Regions from separate parts of the Homo sapiens genome. Here region 1 is linked to region 2. Evidence: chromatin contacts called from ENCODE Hi-C or POLR2A ChIA-PET data. All regions are on one chromosome and are shown on one strand. Each heading gives the region's core, a stretch centred on a gene start or an enhancer-like site at or near the end of the contact. The rest is flanking DNA. Distances are from core to core; before and after follow the strand shown. Region 1 holds the start of TRIM9 (tripartite motif containing 9). Region 2 holds the start of SOS2 (SOS Ras/Rho guanine nucleotide exchange factor 2).

The links. A loop is a pair of places that touch in the nucleus more often than their neighbours do. ChIA-PET counts read pairs that join two places held with the same protein, here RNA polymerase II (POLR2A). Pooled maps may share reads with other maps.
Region 1: a loop to region 2 is called in a pooled map, with 18 times the contacts of the local background. The contact joins the promoter of TRIM9 here to the promoter of SOS2 in region 2. A Hi-C loop is called at or near these places in 7 of 50 pooled maps. POLR2A ChIA-PET finds 5 or more read pairs at or near these places in 3 of 52 experiments (BJ, T-cell and activated naive CD4-positive, alpha-beta T cell).

The regions. Positions count from the first base shown.
Region 1 is chr14:51,093,165-51,098,718 of GRCh38, forward strand. TRIM9 (tripartite motif containing 9) reads right to left here and starts at 1,941. Exons shown (of 13, transcript NM_001387360.1): 1 at 954-1,941. The coding sequence starts at 1,775. RefSeq lists a silencer at 1,933-2,002.
Region 2 is chr14:50,227,993-50,233,149 of GRCh38, forward strand. It overlaps SOS2 (SOS Ras/Rho guanine nucleotide exchange factor 2), which reads right to left and starts at 3,586. Exons shown (of 23, transcript NM_006939.4): 1 at 3,205-3,586. The coding sequence starts at 3,291. RefSeq lists a silencer at 3,178-4,257 and an enhancer at 4,408-4,497.

The sequences.
Region 1 (5,554 bases), core at 691-3,190, 860 kb after region 2:
GGGTTTTGAGCAGAGGAGTGGCACGACAGAATATGTTGCTAAAGCCTCTTCGTGTCTAGCCATGGTGGAAATATCATCAAAAGAGACTGGAAAGATAAATCTGGTAACAGGTGTCCCAAAGTTTGCACATATAACTACTGAAAGAGGAAAGGGCTTGAATTCCGGAGAAGTGGGTGTGTGTATAGTTGGGAGGAGAAGGTTTCCCTAGGAGATGCACCTGTCTGGCTTCCAGGCCGCGACTGCGCAAACTCCGGTCCTGACACTCTAGTCTCAGGTCCCAACTCCGGAAGGGTTCAGGCCCAAGCCTGCACGTCGCGTTGCCATGGCGACCGCTGGCTGCCCTCTCCGCTCTGTCTTTTGAGCACGTGGCACCAGGACCCCGCGTTCTCTCCAGCTCGAGAGCCAGGTCTGGCCCAGAGCCGGGCTCATCAGTATTCCGCCTGCGGCGTCTCCCCGACCCTCCGCCGTGCCTCACCAGGTCCGCCTATCCAGCAGCGACAGACTCCCGCCGTCCGCGCGACCCCACCGCCCCCATCCCAGTCCCTCCCCGAGGGTTCGCAGCCCGCCCTGCCCTCGAGCGTGCCTAGCGGCCCTGGGCACTGGCGCGGCTCTACCCAGCTATGCAGTGCTTTCCCACACACTGGCCGCGGCCACTGGCTGCAGACCCGCCGCGGAAAGGGGGCGCCCTGAGTCCCGCTCGCAGGCAGCGCGCCCCGAGAGACCCGCTCTAAGGCATCCCCGCAACAACTCTGTGGGGGCATTCAACTCCCCCGTGCGCCGGTTAAGATTCCCCCATGCCTCCTGCAATGCACCAGACCAGGGAGGTAAACATCGAAGGCACCTGCATTGCGCCCCCACTGGGATGCGCTGTGCGCAAGAGACGGGGACCGTCTGCTGCAAAACCGGATGATCGGAGACGCAGGGAGTTAGGAGTGGGTTTTCTTAGGACTCACCTTATGTAGTTTCCACATGGCCCCCAGAGCCTTGACTTCGTGGCTGGAGTGTTTGCCCTCCTCCAAGCACTGGTAGCACACGGGCATCTTGCATTGCACGCAGTACATGCTGTGGTTCTCCAGCTCGTGGTCTGTGCAGGTGGAGACCTTGCGTGGGCTCAGCCTCCGGCTCACACGACCCTGGGCCGGGGGCACCAGGCGGTGCTTGGCTAGGGGCCCCCGGGGCGGGTGGCAGCGCAGGCGGCACGGATCGCAGTAGAAGACATCGCACTGTTCGCACATGACGGTGGCTTCCTTGGGCGCCTTCTCGCAGAGCTGGCACTTGAGGGCCGCGGCTTTGCTCTGCTGGTAGCGGTCAATTACCCCTTCCAGTACGCGATTCTTGGGGAAGCCGCGGAGCCCCCGGTCATCCAGGATGAGGCTGCGGTGACACTGGGGGCAGGTGATACAGGAGTTGCGGGGCACCGGGGCCAGGGCCGGTGACAAGTGGGTGGCCGGTGGCGGCATAGCCGGGGGAAACACGCGGACGCCGTTGGGGGACTTCTGGCACGGGGTAGTGGGGGCGCTGGCGAACCCCCCGTAGGAGCCATAGCCGCTGTCCGCCTCGCTGTATAGGCTCATCTTGTCCAGGTCCAGATAGTCATAGTCGGAGACCCCGGAGCCCGCGGCCCGATGGCTCTGGGGGGATTCAGACTCTGGGGTCTGCACCAGGATGTTGCGGGCGCACGCCTGACACAAATTGTGAGAGCAGGGCAGGATGATGGGCTCCCGATAGAAGGAGCCGCACACGGGGCATTTCAACTCCTCTTCCATCTCCTCCATGGGGACCGGTCTGGGAGGAGACAGCGACGGCTGCAGCGGGTGCCTGAGCTGGCGAGGTGGCCGACGGGCCCGTCTTGTCCAGCACCCTGGCCAGCGGCGGCGGCTGTGGTGGTGGTGCCTTCCCGCGCAGCACTGGCACGGACACCCAGAGAGGCGCTAGCTCTGTGAGCCGCAGCCGCGTAGCCGCCGCGCCGCGCGCCAGCCCGGACCGCCCCTACCTGCCCTCCTAGTCCCGCCCCGGCCCATGAGCAGCGGCCCATTGGGCGGGGGGCAAGAGATCGAAGCTCTCATTGGCCACCAGACCCGTCCGTCTCCTCGTCTCCGCAGGCCACAGGGGGTTCGGTAGAGTCTGAGGATAGGGCAGTCTTCGCTCGCGGCTGCAAGATCTCTGAAGGGGGCCGGCGTGCGGAGGCTAGGGGACCGGGAAGGAGGAGTTAGGCGGGATGATTCATCCTCGCCCGGCTTACTTCCGACCTCCGGTGCAGTCTCCCAGGAGCTGGGGGCGTGAGAAACCCCTCCCCGCAGCGAGTGGGCTGCCGGAGGGGGCTGGGGCTTCTCGCCAGCGTTTGCGTTTGGCTCCCAGCTCTGAGCTCCGCGCCCACCTACCGCGGGCGAGTGCTGCGCAGCACGGAGGACGCCCCTTCTCTTCCGCTGCTGGCAGCCTTCGCAGGCGTCTCACCCGGGCCTAGGCTTCTGCACGGCAGTGGGGCTTTTCTCCTTCTCCGTGAATCCGCTGACGCCGTGCCCTGGAGCTCCCCCATCCCGGGAGTCTGACGGCGCTGGCGCAAGCCCTGGCGACACTCTTGGCTTCTTTCATCCTGCGTCCCTCGTTTCCTAAAGAGCATGTATAAAGTCGATTTCCTAGTGTCGACATGAGATTCAACTGGGTAACCGATGGAAATGGTCAGCATTAGTCAGAATCTATGACCCCTTCGTTTCATGCTTTAAATTATAGCTCGGCCCAGAGGCCTCAGTGCCGTGGTGTGAACGTGCTTCCTTCCACGGATCCTTCTTCCTCCTCGCGGCCTCCCAAAGCACCTGGCTGAGCTTTTTCGAGGCCCGCTGGGCCTTTGGTTCGGTTGAGGCAAGAACAGTTTGTCTATTTCTGAGTGCCCGTAGTTTAGTAAAGCTCTGTAAATGAATCACTGTGTGACTGCGGAGTCTCAGTGTTTCACTCCAAACAGCATTATTCAACCCCACGTGCCCTGGGCATCTGCCATAGCTTACAGCATCGTGTGCCTTTCTGTTTCTTCCAACGAGGGGCATGGTGAGGCGGTGATTCTAGTGTTAGTCCCTGTACAAGGAGGGAGGGAGGGAGGGAAGAAGGGAAAGAGGGAGAGAGGGAGGAAGGAAGGGGGGGGGAAAGGAAAGGCGGAAGGAAGGGAAGAAAGGGAGGGAGGAAGAAGAAAAGGAAAGGAAAATCTTTGAGTCAAGTGACATTCTGAGGTAGTAACATTTGAAATAGTACATAGCCGGCTTTTGCTGAATGATTCATGAAGTAAAGGACAAAAACTCTTTGCAAGTTCTAGAAATATTCCAATTTTCCACCTTCCAGACAGGAGATAACTTGATTATATGCAGCTATGTTGATAATTTAAAAGTACTTTATTGTCCAGAAAAAAAATGGACATTTTATTACACTGCCCTTGTAGAAATTGTCCAATAAACTAGGTTATCTTTTCAACATCTTTAGTTGCAGTGAGAACAGTAGTTGATCATTGTGTGGGGGAATAAAGTCCCCATTGTTATTTAAAGCCATGTTAATCATAAATGTGACGTGATTTATTTTTAAGCTGGCTTTCAACTAGTTGAGACCAGAGCATCCAAAGGTATATGCACTCTGTTTACAGACATAGATAAAATTTCTTCAGGTATGGTTGGGACATTAGCTGCACTTGCAGGATACACTTAATTTATAGGTCCCAAGAGAAATTACTAATAATTATATTCAATATAGTATTAATTGAATTGTAATGAAAGTTAATTATTGAGAAAATATTAGAAAGGAGTGTCCTTTTATGGCTTTTGTATGCATTTGACCACAAGTCACAATATCTTGGACCAGCAAGGTGAGCAGCTGTTACACTTTGTATGAGTTTGAACTCTGCTTATAATAGTATATCATCTAAGAGATCTTATTAGCAGAAAGTTTATGCTTAGTTCAAAGTAAAGAAGAATTTTAGAGGATGTCTCATGGTGTAATGCAGTGTTGGGTTCGCAAAAAGAACAACACAGGTTTATAATATAGTCAATATAGAAAGATTTGGTCTATTATGAAGTCGCTTGAGATGATTTCATTGTTAGATCTGTTTGTTTAGGAATTAGCTAAATCAGTCAATCCTAGGAGAGCTCTTAAAATGACTCATTTGTTGAGAGTTCACCCTGTTCCAAACAGGGGATTTATTTATTTGTATACATTACTTGGTTAAATCCCTGTAATTACAAGAAGAGGTAGGCACAATTATTCCCATTTTACAGATAAATAAACTGAAGATAAGCAAAGACACTTAAGTACTCAAGGTCAAATATGGTGAGGCTGGGATTGGAACCCGGACACATATAAGTTTGTTCCTTTGTTCATTCATTCATTCATTCATTCATTCAACAAGTGCTGAGTTCTACTCTCTTCAAGCTCTGAATGTGATAAGTACCCAAAATGTTCTTTGTTAACTTCTATGATATTCTGCTCACCTTCTCTGAAAGTTTACTTTTTTTTTCCTTTTTTTTTTTTGAGACTGGAGTCTTGCTGTGTTCCCCAGGCTGGAGTGCAGTGGCACAATCTTGGCCCACTGCAACCTCCACCTCCCAGGTTTAAGTGTTTCTCGTGCCTCAGCCTCCTGAGTAGTTGGGACTACAGGTGTGCACCACCATGCCTGGCTAATTTTTACATTTTTTTTTTTTAGTAGAGACAGGGTTTCACTATGTTGGCCAGACTGGTCTCAAACTCCTGACCTCAAGTGATCCACCTGCCTCAGCCTCCCGAAGTGCTGGGATTACACGCATGAGCCAGCGCTCCCAGCCAAAAGTTTACTATTTTTCTTTGAATCCATTTCTTTAAAATATTCTTGAAGGCCTTTGAAGATTTTCCCCTCATGTTGCACTGTTTGGCCATAATGTGCTTTATAGCCCCCCAATGACTTATGTTTAAAAGGGAATAAAAATTGAAATGTAATTGGTAATATTATAGAAATATTATACTATTGAGGGGATATCTTCTGTCTTCCAGCTGGTGATCAGTCCATGCCCTGAAGCACAAGGATTGATAGCCCTGTAATTTCATCATTCCTGGGATGATTGCAGATGTTCTCTTTTGTGTAAAGTGCCTAATTATCCTTTGAAACTTACTATTCACCCAAATTATGTTCTTTAGCAATGAGAGCAATTACATTTAAAGTGCAACAACAGCTTTTGCATTTTTAAAAAAAGATAAATGTTTTTCTTTTTTTGATAAATGTTTTTCAATGAAAAATTGAGTTGCTTTCCTATTTGCTTTTGACTACAATGCTTGATTATTAACAAAACAGTCTCTGTGAGTCTAAAGAATGAACACAGAGAAGAAAGGTTTTTCTTTCCACATTCTCTCCTAGAGTAGTCTATCCTTAGTTGTGGGAGGGGGGTGGAAATCAGTGAAAGGAGCTGATCTTAGGCTCTAACATTTTAAGATTATCTGACATGTATATAAAAATATTTTATTAAGGTATTTGAATAAGGGTCTTGCTGCATGTGGTTTGTAAAAGTACATCACTTGAAAAGTGATAAATGTGATGTTTCTATTCTCA
Region 2 (5,157 bases), core at 2,336-4,835:
CACATCTATAAGATTAAGTTACAGCTTTTCAGCAGATAGAGATGCAAGTAATTTTTTTTTTTTTTTTGAGATGGAGTCTCGCTCTGTCGCCCAGGATGGAGTGCAGTGGTGTGATCTCGGCTCACTGCAACCTCTGCCTAGCAGGTTCAAGTGATTCTCCTGCCTCAGCCTCCTGAGCAGCTGGGATTACAGGCACACACCACCACACCCAGCTAATTTTTGGTATTTTTTAGTAGAGACGGGGTTTCACCATGCTGGCCAGGCTGGTCACGAACTCCTAAACTCAGTTGATCCACCAGCCTCAGCCTCCCAGAGTGCTGGATTACAGGTGTGAGCCACCACGCCCACTGAGATGCAAGTAATTTTTAGCCAGAGGAAAATATAACCCAAAGCCTACTCTTTTATGTTTCTTGTAGGGTATTAACTAATTCTGTATGTAACCCAACAGTCTTAATATTCCCTTATTAAATTGCCTATAAATACCTCCTCAAATTTTCATATTAAGTGACTTTAACATCTTACTAGTTCCCTCATCAATGGGCTGAATCAAAATAATTGATACATGTTCATTTACATTTGCATGGAAGTGATGACTTTACCTTTCTGAAAATTACGTTCTAACAGTTTTGGAGGTTCCACCAAGATGTCCAAGTGGACTAAACTGACAGAGCCAAGTAAGCTACATTGCTGCTTTCATAGACACACAAATACCCCTTACTGAACTCTGAGCTCAGAACCGCTCTCATTTACATAAACCAAAACCTCAAATTTTAGAATTTTTGGTTTAGATGGTATACATCTTTGGAGGGGCCTTTATTTTAACTTTGTACTCTTAGGATCCCGCATCATGTCAAGTATGTAAAATGTGTTCAATAATGGTTAAGTGAATTAATGAAGCTAGAATACACCACATGTACAATGGCAACACCAATTGAAGGAGAGAGATATTCCAATCAAATCCTAGTTGTCTTTGTAACGATCTGGTCAGCTAGAGGAAGGATGCCAAGTTCTAGATGCTCTGAATGTGAAGACAGAGACTCCCCCAAAATGGTAGAAATTCTCATTTTACAAAGACAAGGTGGCTGATGCATACCAGAATTTAAAACTTCCTGCAAAGAAAGAGTGAACCTTTAGCTCCCTAAGAGCTACAGCTCTTAGCAGGCACTACAGACCTACAAGTTGCAATGTCCTAAATACCATAAAAGTGGACATAATCTTAATTACTTTTACCAAAATTTTTCCAAAAATATAAAAAAATTTTCCATACGTATGTATTTCAATTCTATCACAACAGTAAGTTAATAGAAAATGTTTTCTGAATTCACCTCAAAAGACCAAATTTTCTTAGATGTATTTATTTCATAAAGAACATACTAGAACTGTGGAATATAACATAGTATCTACAAGGCACCTGAGTTCCAGGAAAACAAGCACAATATAAATGCAAAGTAATAGCACCAAAGCAATGGACTAGGATTGGATGCTAATCTTGGCTTCTCCAGCCTAACTTGAAAAAAAAAAAAAAAAATCTGGGTCTGGTGCGAGGTGGTTTATGCCTGTAATCCCAACAGTTTGGAAGGCAGAGGTGGGCGGACTGCTTGAGGCCAGAAGTTCAAGACCAGCCTGGGCAACATAGCATAACCCTGTCTCTATTTGAAGAAAAAGAAAACATAAATCTGTTTCTGGACATAAAGGATTATTAGAATCAAAGCTACCTATTGAACAAGTTATGCAACACACACCCAAATACTATTTGCTACCAGAAAGTTATAAATGGGTATATACCTGCGTCACATTGCCAACAATATAGGCCTACCTGATTACTGCACTCACACTTGTCTGTGGTCAAAGGGCTAATTACTATCTAGGCATTTCCCCCTTTGCTTTTAATTCAGGCCAGAGTTCATTTTCACCACTCAGCACACTTTTCATTTCTTTCCCTCTCCTTACAGAATTGGGCTGCACATGGAAGTAAGGTCAATTTAATACTTTAGCACTTGGTATACCAATGGAATAACTGTCTAGCTGCCACTAGTCATTTCTGCCAGGTTCTTTAAAAAGATACGACTTAGTGTTTGCCCTGAGGAAAGCAATACTTCCTTGTAAGAATTATGAAAATAAGGGAAAATCTGCAACTCTCATCGCATGAGGAAAATGTCTTTAACTTTAAAATACACTACTTCCTTTCATTTATAGAAATTTAATGTCTGAGGATATATTTTCCAAGTATAGTCTTTTAAATTAATCTTTATTTTTTCCTTATTTTAGAATGTATTCTTGGTTATTTTGCACAAAAGGCAGAAGAGACTAAGTCTGCATTAACGGCAAAGAAAGAAAGCCCCTGCTCAACAGGCATGACAGCTGATCACGCACCTATTCACAGTCTTTAAATGTCTTGATCTTACAGAAGGATTTATTATAAAAATGATCGTATGGTTACTACCTAAATTCACAGAGGAAGACCGCCACCATCTACAGGAAAGATGCACCCTAGCAATGCACCCAAACATGAAAGACTGATTTGCAGGAGTTGCCCCTTTCTTGTTCCTTAAAATGATTTCAAGTCCTAAATCGCAATTTGGTCGTGAAGACACTGAAGACACTGACCAAATTTTCTAAGGGTAATCTCTTGTAAACAGGTAAGACACCGTTTGCAGGAAGTGGGAAGGCGCTTTAAATTTACCTTGAGAACTGTAAAATGAATAAGAATATTATGACTCACTGACATTTCACACATGTGAAACATCCATATTACAAAAAACCATTGCCTCATAAGTGGATACCCTTGACAAGCAAACCGCCTAGGGGGAACACTCCCAAAGAACTTAATTAAAAGTAATTACCCGGCCTGAAAATGTGCTTTTGTTTTAGAAACTGTCTAAATACCAGCGGGACTTTCTCTTGCCCGATTCCAGCCTGAGGACAACAAATTGGTCAACGGCGGAAGTTGCCTGACGAAATGACTGCAACATGAAATCCAGTTTTATGATCATAACAAAACCTTCCTTCCGGGACCAGGCAAAAAAAAAAAACTTGAGAAACGTCCTTCAGAATGCAACAGGCAATTGTGAGCCCCCCATTGCCAGCCAACGAGAAACGGCTCGGCCCCGGGGACTCGAGCCCTGTGGGAGGGACGACCTGCTCCCCGTTAGAAGCTCGGGGGGCCACGGGCCACCCGCCGGCCGCCCCGCCCCTAGCACTGACCTTCCGCAGGGCCGAGACCAACAGTCCCCGCCATTTCGGACTGTTCTCCTCGCTGAAGAACTCGTAAGGCTGCGGCGCCTGCTGCATGGCCCCGGCGACAGCGCCTCCGCATCGGGGGCAGCCCGCGGGCCGGGCCGGTGGCCTGACAGGCAGGGCGCGGGCCGCCTCGCCTCGCCGGCGGCCGCCGCCTCCCGCCCGGGCCGAGGCTACGGCCGAGGCGGCTCGGAGGCGGCGCCGGCGGGCTGGCGGAGACCCCGGGGTCGGCTTCCTCCGCCGAGGCGGCCCTCGCCTCCCGCAGCGCCCGCAGAGGAAGCGCGGCGACCCGCAAGCCCGGGCGACCCCGGGCGGCGACCTCCTTTCCCGGCGGCGCTGGCCCGCTTCTGGGGCGGCTCCTCCTCCTTTGTCTGGGTTCGCGGCCCGTCAGGGGTACAGCTGGCCCAGCCCCGCCCCGACTCCCGCTACGGCCGCGGCGGGCGGTGAGCAGCGGCGGCGGCGGCGGCGGCTGCTCGTCTCCTCATCGCCTCCTCCCCGCCCTCCCAGCCGACAGCGCCGCCCGGCCCTGCCCACTCGAGTCACCTCCACAGAGCTCTGGGGACCGACCCGGAGTGCGCGTCGGGCGAGCGAGCCTCGCTATGGCGCGCACAGCGCTGGCCGCCGTTGCTGCCCCTTTAGCAGCAGCGCAGAGTGCCTTGGGGTCGCCGCTGAGCCCTGAGTCCCAGCAGCCGAGGCTCGGCCCGCCCCCTCGGCCCGGCGCTCATTATCCCGAATAGCCCAAGAGGCCTAACACGGAGCATGCGCGCCGCGGAGCAGGCACAGGCGCCAGCCCGGCGCGGGGGTGCGGGGCCTGGGGCCCCGGGGGAGTCCGCTTTTCCCGAGACTGTGCTGGGGGCCGCTCCAGACTCTTCAGTTTGACTGCTTTTTACCCATATGCTCCCTCCTCTCGACCTGCTTAAGACAATCCGGACTCGGTGCCACTCTTGTAGCGCTGGAGCCCCAGGACTACCGTCGTGGGAGGCTGCATAGGGACGTGGAGAGAAAGGGGCATTCGGGCTGGACAGGATATTTAACGTATTTGTGCTCTACGTGGCTTGTTTTCATGAGTACCGTATGTTTACACAAAGTAGGTACTATATATAATATATCGTTAGGAGATACAGTAACTATTTCTTAGGGTGATGGTGTGGGGACCGAGAGATGAGGCGTGGAAAGCCCTTAGCCTGGTGGTAGGGTCAGAAGGGGCAGATGACAGTGACGTTGATCAAGCTTGAATTGAAAGGTCCTTCACTTGCACGGGCCCCTGTGCGTTCACAAAATCATATCGTTTTTACAAAACTTTCAAGATATTTTCGAATTGTTTTCTTAATCGTGTCATCCAAATTGTGTAGGCTTCAGGTCCTACAAAACCTGGATCGGCGTCTAGGAAACACTCATTAGCAACCCAGAAAAGATCCTGACAAGCTTTTCAATCCAAAGAGGCATAGGCTCTGGTAACTCATTACCACAAATTTCATCCCACTAAAGAGGCTGAGCACATTACTTTTAACAGGTTGTAAAGAAGATATTTTACTCCCTGTCCCTAGCCACCAGCAGTGAGAAAGGGAAAAGACGAACAGGGTACAAAAAATAAGTCAGTACTACAATTCAGTTCCGGCATCAGTAGCTGAGCAATTATTCTCCCCAAAACATGCACCACTTTTTCATTTGGGCAAAATCAGAATGGCAGAGTTGGAAAATAAGATTATTTTTCTAATCCACTAAAGTATCCACTAAATCAAGAACATCCTCTAATAAATGGCCATATCCATTCACATGTACTTGGGATAAAAGGTGGGATGGTAAAATGCTTGTATTTCTCCCATTAATGTTTCAGTCTGTGAGAGCGAAGACTTTGGCTTATATAGAGGGTCCTTACTTTTCTCTCCTGTTCCCAGACTCCAGCTATAAACTACTGTG